Regions from separate parts of the Homo sapiens genome. Here region 2 is linked to region 1. A link is a loop called in an ENCODE intact Hi-C map of the cell type or tissue named here. Cell type or tissue: transverse colon. All regions are shown on one strand. Each heading gives the region's core, and the rest is flanking DNA. Links, peaks and the distances in the headings are about the cores only. Region 1 has its middle 72 kb from the start of LINC02002. Region 2 has its middle 130 kb from the start of LINC02002.

Evidence for each region. Hi-C counts contacts between places; a loop is a spot of excess contacts. Peaks named below come from ENCODE experiments on the same cell type or tissue, not always from the same donor. Only the 100,000 strongest peaks of a DNase experiment are listed, where the experiment ranks them.
Region 2: a loop joins it to region 1, with 5 times the contacts of the local background. A loop is called at or near these places in 2 of 110 quality-filtered maps.

What each region holds. Positions count from the first base shown.
Region 1 is chr17:22,191,900-22,197,302 of GRCh38, reverse strand. It overlaps the pseudogene UBBP4. Among named protein-coding and RNA genes, the nearest start is that of LINC02002, 72 kb to the left of the region's middle. In transverse colon, for the core only: no CTCF peak of the experiment used is centred there; no DNase peak of the experiment used is centred there.
Region 2 is chr17:22,130,404-22,135,806 of GRCh38, reverse strand. It overlaps the pseudogene UBBP4. Among named protein-coding and RNA genes, the nearest start is that of LINC02002, 130 kb to the left of the region's middle. In transverse colon, for the core only: no CTCF peak of the experiment used is centred there; a DNase peak (open chromatin) is centred at 2,615.

The sequences.
Region 1 (5,403 bases), core at 72-5,071:
TTGCAAATGCCAAGGGAATTCATTACCACCAGACCAGCCTTGCAAGACGTCCTTAAGAAACCCATTATATCAACCACACTCCCAAACCACATCGCAATAAAATAGAAATTTATACCAAGAATCTCTTTCAAAACCATATAATTACATGCTAATTAAACAACCTGCTCCTGAACGACTTTGGGGAAAATTTAAATTAAGGCAGAAATGAAAAAAAATATTTGAAACAAATGAAAACAAAGATGCAACATACCAAAATCTTTGGGACACAGCTAAGCCATGTTAATTTGGAAGGTTATAGTGGAAAACACCCATGTGAAAAAGTTAGAGATCTGAAATTGACATCCTAAAATCACACCTAGGGAGACGAAAATAACCAGTAGCATATTAAAAAGCTAATCCAGCAGCTTTATTCCTGGAATGCTAGGTTGTTGCAATATATAAAAATTAATAAATGAGATTTATTATAGAAATAAAAATAAAAACCACATGATTATCTCAAAAGACATAAAAAGGACTTTTGATAAAATTCAAAAACACTTAATATTAAATACCCTCAAAAAACTAGGCATTAAAGGAACATATCTCAAAATAATAAGAGCTATCTATGGCAAATCCACAGCCAACCCCATACAGAATGGGCAAAAACTGGAAACACTCCTCCTGAGAACTGGAATAAGACAAGGATGTCCACTCTAACCACTCCTATTCAATATAGTACTAGAAATTCTAAACACAGCAATCAGGCAAGAGCAAGAAATAAAAGATATCCAAATAGGAAAAGAAGAATTCAAACTCTCTTTGCTAATGACATGATTCTATTGCAAAATGCTAAAGAGTCTACCAAAAGGCTCCTAGAATTGATAATCAATATAAGTAAAGTTTCAGGATACAAAATCGATGTGTAAAAATAAGTAGCATTTCCATACACCAACAACATCTATGCTAAGAGTTAAGAGTGAAATCAAGAACACAATTCCACTTACAATGGACTCAAAGAAAATGAAATACCTAGGAATACAGCTAACCAAGGAGGTGAAAGATCTCTACAAGGAGAACTACGAAACGCTGCTGAAAGAAATCAGAGGTAACACAAATAAATAGAAAAAACATTCCATGCTCATTGATTGGAAGAATCAATATCATAAAAATGGCCACGGTGCCTAAAGCAATTTGCATTGCTATTCCTATCAAACTACCAATGTCATTATACACGGAATTAGAAAAAAATGATTTTAAAATTCATAAGGCACTAGAAAAGAGCCCAAATAACCAAAACAATGCTAAGCCAAAAGAACAAAGCCAGAAGCATCACATTACTCGACATTACATCATATTATAAAGCCACGGTAACCAAAATAGCTTGATGTTGCTACAAAAATAGACACACAAACGAATGGAACAGAATAGAAAAATCAGAAATAAAGCCACACACCTATAACCATCTGATCTTCAACGAGGCTAACAAAAACAAGCAATGGGGAAAGGACTCCCTTTTCAATAAATGATGCTGAGGTAACTGGAATTCAATCGCACACATGTTATAAAGGAGTTTAAAGAGTTACTGAAAATATGTAATAATATAAATAAATTGCTCTCTATTTTTGAAGAGCTAAATCAGGTAATTTTAGTAAATATGAATTTCCAGTTTGAAGACATTGTTTTAAACACAAACATTTGCATCTGTTTCTTCTGAGAGTTAGAAGGGGAAATAATAGCAAAAGTATTTTAAGCAAAGAAAAACCAGCATAATGGTAACTGTCAATTGGCCTTAACAAGTAAAATCCTAAAGAGGCAGTATGGACAGCTGAGCAGCAAAGTGACGTGCACTGTGGAACATTTGCAGGGTTCAGTAATTGGCAACATGAGGTAGGTTAGGAGAAAGGGTGAAAATTGGAAGATTGCTTGAAAGTTGGATTTTCTACTTCAGGCAATCAGAAGAGGCTGTCTTTCATTATCTTAGAAAATTGAAATTTATTACCCATCGAGGTAGAAAAAGTATCTGGACCACAGTGCTTCTGGCCACAGTTCTACCACAATTGAGAGGAAGAATACCACACAAATAGGAAGTAGGGGCAGCTAAAGAGTGAAAGATTTATATTTTCAGAAACCTGATTATTCCCTCAAAAATGACCTGATACATTGGCTCTGGGTATTTTCCAGTAATATTGTCTTGCTAGGTCACCACATGTGCAATCCACAAACAGCATGCATGTGTACAAATTCTCAAATAAGATTTAATGACTCCATCTTAAACATGAGTCAAGATCACAGATACGAAAGGAATGTTCTAATATTAAACAGACAAACTTAAAGAAAGCAACTTGGAAAAAACAGAGACTGTGAAGATAGGTAACTAAAAATAAAATAGAAACAGAAAAAAGCAAAAACTTTCATTACCATTTCAGAGATAAAAGAAATGCTATCATGTCTGTGAAACAAGATTATGGTACTTCATAAATACTCAGAGAACAAAAGAATTTTTTAAATTAAATATATGAGCAGAGAATTGAAATTTAGTAGAAAGACTGAAAGATATTATTGTGACACTCTAAGAACAAAAGTGAAACTTAAAATTGCAAACCAGACCAGAACTTTTGTAGACCATATATATGTATGTAATATAGACAAATTATACATGATAAATATATGTATATTGATATATGCTTATATATAACTATATATAAAATTTGTCTGTTAAAGTGTAAAGAAAAGCACAATAATACTATACTTAATTTTAGCAACCAGTGATTCATGAATAAGGCTGCTGTAAACCAAAAGTGGCTGTGCTGAAGGAATGCCAGGGGAAGGCTTTTATACAGAGAACATGGAAGTAAAGTAATGACAATTTTTGAGTCATTAAAGTCAAATATATTAACATTATTATCAATCCAAAAATAGACCAATAAAGCCTTATTTGGTCTATCCTGCTGCAACATTCATAATAACTATAATTAATTGATGGCTTTTGATTGGTTAGCCTTAAATGTTAGTTTTCTTTAATATGGGTATATAAGAGAGATAGCTCAAGTTAAATTATGTTTACAAACCAAGCAAGATTAATATAATATCACTAATGAGGCCTTAATGGGTTTGTCTACTCAGGGGTTCTCCAGTTCTGGTCTCCATTTTACTTTATGCTAACTACATATATGTACACATACATGCACACACGCACACATGTATATACATGTTATACCTATATGTATATGTATACATATACATTGTATAACATAAACATATATATGTATATATAGATACGTTATATACCATAATTTTAATATACATTAATAAAATACCCCTGATGTATATTATATAGAATATAATAATGTAATGCATAATATATATGCATTGATAACATTAATATATATTTTAATATATTATTGAATATATAGTTAATATACCGTAAATTTAATTTAATAATGTAATACTTAAAAAGAACACAGATATAATAGAGAGTAGACAATCATTGAACAAATAATTTAAATTTCTAAGTTGCAAGGCCCCATTGAGAGACAAAAAATGGATGAAAATAGATCCATTCTGGGGCAAATAAGCCTGAAATTTAAGATTACTTGGGAAAAAGAGAATATCCTAGGTGAATTCAAAGCGGAAAAGCTAATATAGTAATGATAAAAAGTTAAATTGACACTGGATTTCTCAACAGCATCTCTGAAGCTGAGAGAGAATGATGCAATGACTTTAACTTCTGAAGCAAATTTGATTTCCAAACTTAAATTATGTCCCATGCTAACAATTATTTGAAAGTTAAGTGTAGATTTCAGATGTACAAGGTCTCAGAAATCTTAACTCCTATGGACTTTAGGAAACTACAGTAGAGCATATAACAAAACAAAGGAGATACCAAGAAAGGAAATAATATGCAATTCTGAACAAAAGGTGATCCAGCACCAAAGTAGGGAATGGATGGAAGCCACGTGACACTGTCAAGATCCTCCTTCAGTACAGGATTATGTGTTACTCCCAGTGCTGGGAGGGCCACCTGCAAACAGCCCTGAGCTGCCAGCCTTTTGAGAGTGCCTTAGCTGAAGGGAGGAGCTGGCCACTCACCGTACCTTGGGATAGCTGTGTACTTTTGTTTATAATCCCTATATTTCTAAATGTCATGCTTATACTCTCATTGCTCCTTGGTTTTTCTGTTTTTGTCATTAAAACAGAGCTAGGGTTGGCTACTGTGTTTTGTTTTTGTAATAGATAAATTTTGTAGATTATTTGATTCTTCAAAATGTATGTATGTTTAAAAATCAAGCTTACAATGTAATGCATTATCGTGATCAAATTGGAGTCACTGGGATATATATCACCTCACACATTTATAATTTATTTTTATTAGAAAAATTCCCATTTCGTTCTTTTAGTTATTTTGAAATATACAATAAACTATTATTAACTATAGTCACCCTATTGTGCCAGAACACTAGGTTGTATTGATTCTATCTAACTTTATTTTTTACCCATTAACCAATGTCTCCTCATCTTCTCCTCCCCACAACCCTTCCAGCCTCTGGAAACCACTATTCTATTCTTTATTCAAGATTTTAACCTTCTTAGCTTTCACATGTAAGTGAGACCATGCAATATTATAAAGTTAAAATAAAAAATTAAATAACTTATATCAAACAGGTATAAAAATGGTGACCTAAATGAAATAAGTCATGAGGTAAAAGGCATTTTCATCCCTTTTGCATTACTAAAAAGGGTGGCTATTCTAAACATCACTAAGAGTAAAGACATTTCCTGATATAAAGATGTTTCCAGAGTTTACTAAGTAGAAAAAAATTTATTGCTTCATACCTGCTTTACATATTTACAGTTTTCATAATCATTAATCTGATATATAAGAAATGAGTTACTTGCCTAAAAAAACTGTAGACAGTTTTGTTGAAACAGCAGCATAGCATATTATTTGTAGCAACTCTACAATATGGTAATAATTTTATTATTCCTTTACTCTTCTTGATGATATAAAACACTTTTTGGTGAGTATATGCTCCTCTAGAAAATCAAACACATATAACTATACAATTATGATAATAGTTTCAGAGACTAAACTTTTTATTATAGATGAAGAAAAACTCCTTAAATTATAAAGCTAGGTAACTGACAAATGTTTTACAGACTAAATAAAATACCTTTGAAGAATTTATTTAGTTCAGTAATAAATTTACAATCCACTATTTAAGTATTAGAATTGTTGAAGTATTTAAATATTTACTACTGGGAAGTCACTCACTTTCATTTTTGAAGTATAAAATTCATTACAAATATAATATACAGCTTGCATTTTCCAAATTCTATTTTGTTTTAAAAACATAAAAAAAAGCCAACTGATCAGATAAAAACCTTACAGATATTTCCAAGATGAACTACCACAATGCTTTGCTT
Region 2 (5,403 bases), core at 329-5,328, 62 kb after region 1:
TGTCATAGTTCCTACAGTCACAAAGTATAATCTAATTAAGTCATTCATTAATTGGAAAAAAAATCATTGTTTTCTTATAAAATACTATCATAGAGAAAACTGGGAGACCAACTTTTAATAAATATACAAATAAATGAATACATTTATTAATATAGTGTTACATATTTTGAAGAAAATTTAGAGATATTACTTATGGGGTCTGGTGGGATGGGCAGCATTGTATATAGTGCTTAGAGAAGGTCTTTCTGAAGAGCTAATGTTATTTATGAGATTTAAATGGTGAGAAAGAGACAGACGTTAGAAGACAAGAGATTTAGACAAAGATTATCTAGGGCAGAGGCTCTAAAGCAAGGACGAATGACAAGAATGTTTAAAGGAAAGATCAAAGAGCAATGTGGAAATGATAGTGTATAAGTTATCAGCAAAGGTGTTAAGCACTCTACAGAGCCTCACTGGCTTGTACCTAAGTAGAAGATAGGTAAAACTTTTCTACTCAAGAACACTTGAGTTGATAATTTATGACAAACAGTCAATGACAAAGCAGGGTGCAAACTATTTTGGTAAAATATCAGATAGTAAAAGTTTTAGGCTTCATTGGCCAAAAGGCAAAATTGAGGATATCATATGTCTGCTTATATATCAAACAAGAAGACACATTTCCATATTTTTGTTGACCAAAATAAAAAAATAATAATTAGACTTATGAATCTACTGATAAAAACAATTGAATTCTTTACTGGGAAACAGCATTTTGCTTAATTGAGATTCAGGGTTTATTTTACCTATCATCAAAATTGATTGCAAATGCTTATCTGTTAATACTCATCTATAATGAAATTTTACATATTTTATCTTTGAATTTTTTTTTTTTTTTTTTACATGGAGTCTGACTCTGTTGCCCAGGCTGGAGTACCGTGGCGCAATTTCAGCTCACTACAGCCTCTGCCTCCCGGGTTCCAGTAATTCTCCTGCCTCAGCTTCCAGAGCAGCTGAGATTACAGGCATGCACCACTAAGCCCAGGTAATTTTAGTGTTTTTAGTAGAGACGGGGCTACACCATGCTGGCCAGGCTGGTGTCGAACTCCTGACCTCAGGTGATCCACCTACCTTGGCCTCCCAAAGTGCTAGGATTACAGGAATGAGCCACTGTGCCCAGCCTGATACTGTTTTTAACAGAGAGATACCGCCAAATATTGATATCAGTTCATAAGCATATTATTTTAATTGAACACACAAAACATTTGGAAGGCATTCTACCAGATTCTTCCCTTGATATTTGCCTTTTAGCATATCATTATATTATTATATTGCAAGAGTTGTCACTTCCAGTTAAAGGTGAGGTAGGAGTTTCTCAATTGTATAATTACATTCACTTTGAAATATTAAACTTTCTTTTATAGCTACATCAATTTTCAAGTACCAGTCCTGAAATTGTAGTTTGAACTCAGAGAAAATACATTTTACTGCAAATTTGCATGGGAATGAAGAACTACCTTTTTGTTATAGCTTATGAAAGCACAGAGAGAATGTATAGCAGATTGGCATTTTGCTAAATGATTTATTGTTTAGTTGTTGAAATTACATTATAGTAGTCAACAATTTTCATATAAGCACTATTTTGCTTTGTAATTTTTGAATTAATTTTGATAAATACCTACAAATGTTTACACTAAAAGCTAATTTCAAAGCCTTTCAATGAAGTGATTGGGGTGATTCTTCTTTAGAAAAATTTCAATCATGTCGATCTGTCCAAATAATTAGTATAAAATGTTACCACTGCTAAATGATCTAATTATTATGCAGGTAGGTTAGGATTCTTCAATTTTCCATAAAAATATTTATAGAATTGACAATGGTTACACAGACAAGAATGAATGAAGTTCACGTGATTAGGAGATTCAGACTTTTTTTCAACTATATGCTGGTAATAGGGAATGACAAAAGATTTTATATACCTTGCATTTTCACATACTATAAATTTTTCCAATTATGTACTTTTTGATGCACATACATTTTTACCACCAATATTTGTAAACCATCTTAGCAGATTCCATTTCCGGATGTACGAAATTAGTTTTAACTTGACATATTTGAAAAAATTCAAGTGAGAATATTTTCACTTGAATTTTTTCCTTGTAGACTACAAAGAGAAATTAATTCTTCAAATACTTCAAACTGGTCATTAACCTACTGAAAAATCGATCACAGTTGAAGAGTGTTAATAATACCTCTCAACTCAACAAGTACCATGGGCCACCACCCTAAGTCATATCCTTTACTTTTATTTAAAATAATTATATAATATTCTGCTCTAAATTTCATCTTGAATGAATTCGATAGCTATTCTTGTATACTTGGCATATGTCATGCTCCTTTGTTTTTCAACATTGAAATTTCATTTATATCTCGAAAATAAGACTTACCTATGAGGTTAAGGGACTTATATATTGTTAGTTAAGAAAGTCATTTTTAGAAAAATTCCACTGGGCTCGGTGGCTCATGCCTGTAATCCCAGCACTTTGGGAGGCAGAGGCGGGTGGATTATGAGGTCAGGAGTTCAAGACTAGCATGGACAAAATGGTGAAACCCCATCTCTTCTAAAAATACAAAAATTAGCCAGGCGTGGTGGCAGGCACCTCTAATCCCAGCTACTTGAGAGGCTGAGGCAGAGAATTGTGTCAACCTGGGAGGCAGAGGTTTCAGTGAGCCAAGACTGTGCCACTGCATTCCAGCCTGGGTGACAGAGTGAGACTCCATCTCAAAAAAAAAAAAAAAAAAAAAAAAAAAAATCCACATTCTTAAAATCCAGGGCAAGTTCCTCTGCTTTAAATTTGGCCATTTGATTCTTTCATATGGGACTTTGTAGCTGGGGCAAGTGATTCAGTGGTTTAGAAATAGTTTGAATTTTATTAATGAGTATAGACATTGTATATAGGATTTTTTTTTTTTTTTTTTGATGCAGAGTCTTGCTCTTACAACCCAGGCTGGAGTGTAGTTGCGCCATCTCAGCTCACTGCAACCTCCTCCTCTCGGGTTCAAGCAATTCTCCTGCCTCAGCCTCCCAAGTAGCTTGGAGTACAGGGCGCGCCACCACTCCCAGATAATTTTTTTGTATTTTTAGTGGAGACAAGGTTTCACCACATTGGACAGGATGGTCTCCATCTCCTGACTTCATGATCTGCCCACCTCAGCCTCCCAAAGTGCTGGGATTACAGGAGTGAGCCACCGCGCCTGGCCTGTATATCAAATTTTTGAAGGAATCTCTATTCTTTTTTAGATATTTTCGAGAAACAGCCTTTGGTACTAATGTAAGTATCATGGAACCCATGTAACCAGAATATTTATTTCTCTCAGTCAGTATGACATTATCTGATCCACAAAGTATAAAGACAGGCATTACTAGTAGCCCTTCATCATCAAGTCCACTTAGAGAACCCTATCATAGTCTCTTAAAATTGACTATAATTGTTTTAAGGGAAAGAGAAAAAAGTTCTAGCAGGGCTTCTGTTTTATTCTGCAGAGTGTGTTTATTCCAAAAAGGGATGTTACTAAAGTAGGATAAGAATATAAATGTTTCCCATGGAGAGATTTTGTATAGAACATCTTCACTGCTCACTTTGGTATAGAGGAGTAAGTCACAAGGTTAGGACCTATACCAATAAATAAACAATGGCAAATAAATGCACTTGATTCATGTGACATTCACAGATAATAGCCTAAGTTGCATTTTTGTCTTCTGTAAAATAACCATAATTATTGTAAAGAAAACCATCTTCCAGCTTTAAAAAATGTGTCTCTCAGGGCCCATTGTAGCCAAGAATGCTAGGAGACATAGTTATACCAATGAAATATAAACAAAAAGCGCTGGATAAGCATTTTTAGAATACTCTTTTAAATATACCTAATTGACTGGCATGTACTATTTTTCCCAGGTCTAGAAAATAGGTGCAATATTTAAGTGGAAGAGCCTTTCTCAGACTATGAAGCAACAAACTGCAGTCAAATGGTGGTTGAATATAATTTTATGGAGAGTGTAAGGGTTTTATACTCATGGAACTGTTCTAAATATACTGGCATACTTTCACTTAAGAAAAATAAAATGTCAAATTCATTTAAACCATGTTTTATTTAGATTTAATTTTACTTACAGCTCTTTTATCATATGGACAGTAGGATAGATCTGACTTAATATGACACATAGAATAATTTGGATTTATTTTCTTCACCGTTTTTTTTTTTTTTTGAGACGGAGTCTCACTCTGTCGCCAGGCTGGAGTGCAGTGGCACTATATCGGCTCACTGCAACCTCTGACTCCCCGGTTCAAGTGATTCTCCTGCCTCAGCCTCCCAAGTTTCTGGGATTACAGGCACGCGCCACCACACCCAGTTAATTTTTCTATTTTTAGTAGAGACGGGGATTCACCATTTTGGCCAGGATGATCTCGATCTCCTGACCTTGTGATCCACCCACCTCAGCCTCACAAAGTGCTGGGATTACAGGTGTGAGCCACCACACCCAGCTTTCTTCACCCTTTTGCTTTCTGCCATGGCATTATGCATCAAGAAGGCCCTTAAAAGTTTTACCAGCCCTTTCACCTTGGATTTCCTGGTCTGTAGACTGGTGAGAAATAAATTTATGTGCTTTATAATTTACATAGTCTCAGGTATTCCGTTATAGCAGCACAAAATGAATACATGCATAGACAATGATAAATAATAACAAATGTTTTGAAAGCTGTTTATTTTTTGGAGGGGGATCAGCTACTGTACCTATGACATCACAAAAATAATTACAGATTGATTACAAAACAGTTGTGGAACATTACTTCAGAGGTCATAAACCTTAGAATTGTATGGGTAATTAAAACTAGTCTGATTTTCCAAATTAGGATATTTTAATGGCTTTTAGTATATTAATTAACTTTTGAAAAGGCTATGTTTTAATATTATATAAAAAGATTACAATTGGAAAAATGCTCAACAGGATAAAATGCTACCATGTTTTTCAAATAATCATCTGTTTCTTTCCAGGGCCATACAGCTCCATCATAGTAATCCCCAGCCCAAAATAAGTAGCCAGTGAGTCACTAAGAAAAACTGGAGTACTAAGGCTGCCTATTGGGAGATGATCAATCTATCAACAAGAACTTCTTATCTTGTTGAAAGTCATTGACATTTAATGAGATATGACATAATGATATTCCACCAAATACAGTAAAATTTGACAGATTAATCTGGGGAATTTGACATCTTAGTAATGATGATTTTTTTCATCCCATCTGTTATAATTAATTACCATATATTGTGTAATACAAATTTATATGTACTGCTTTATCTGCCTTTTACAAGTTTCAAGAAGTAATATTTACATACTGAGTTCTAAGGAATTTTATTTATATTAGT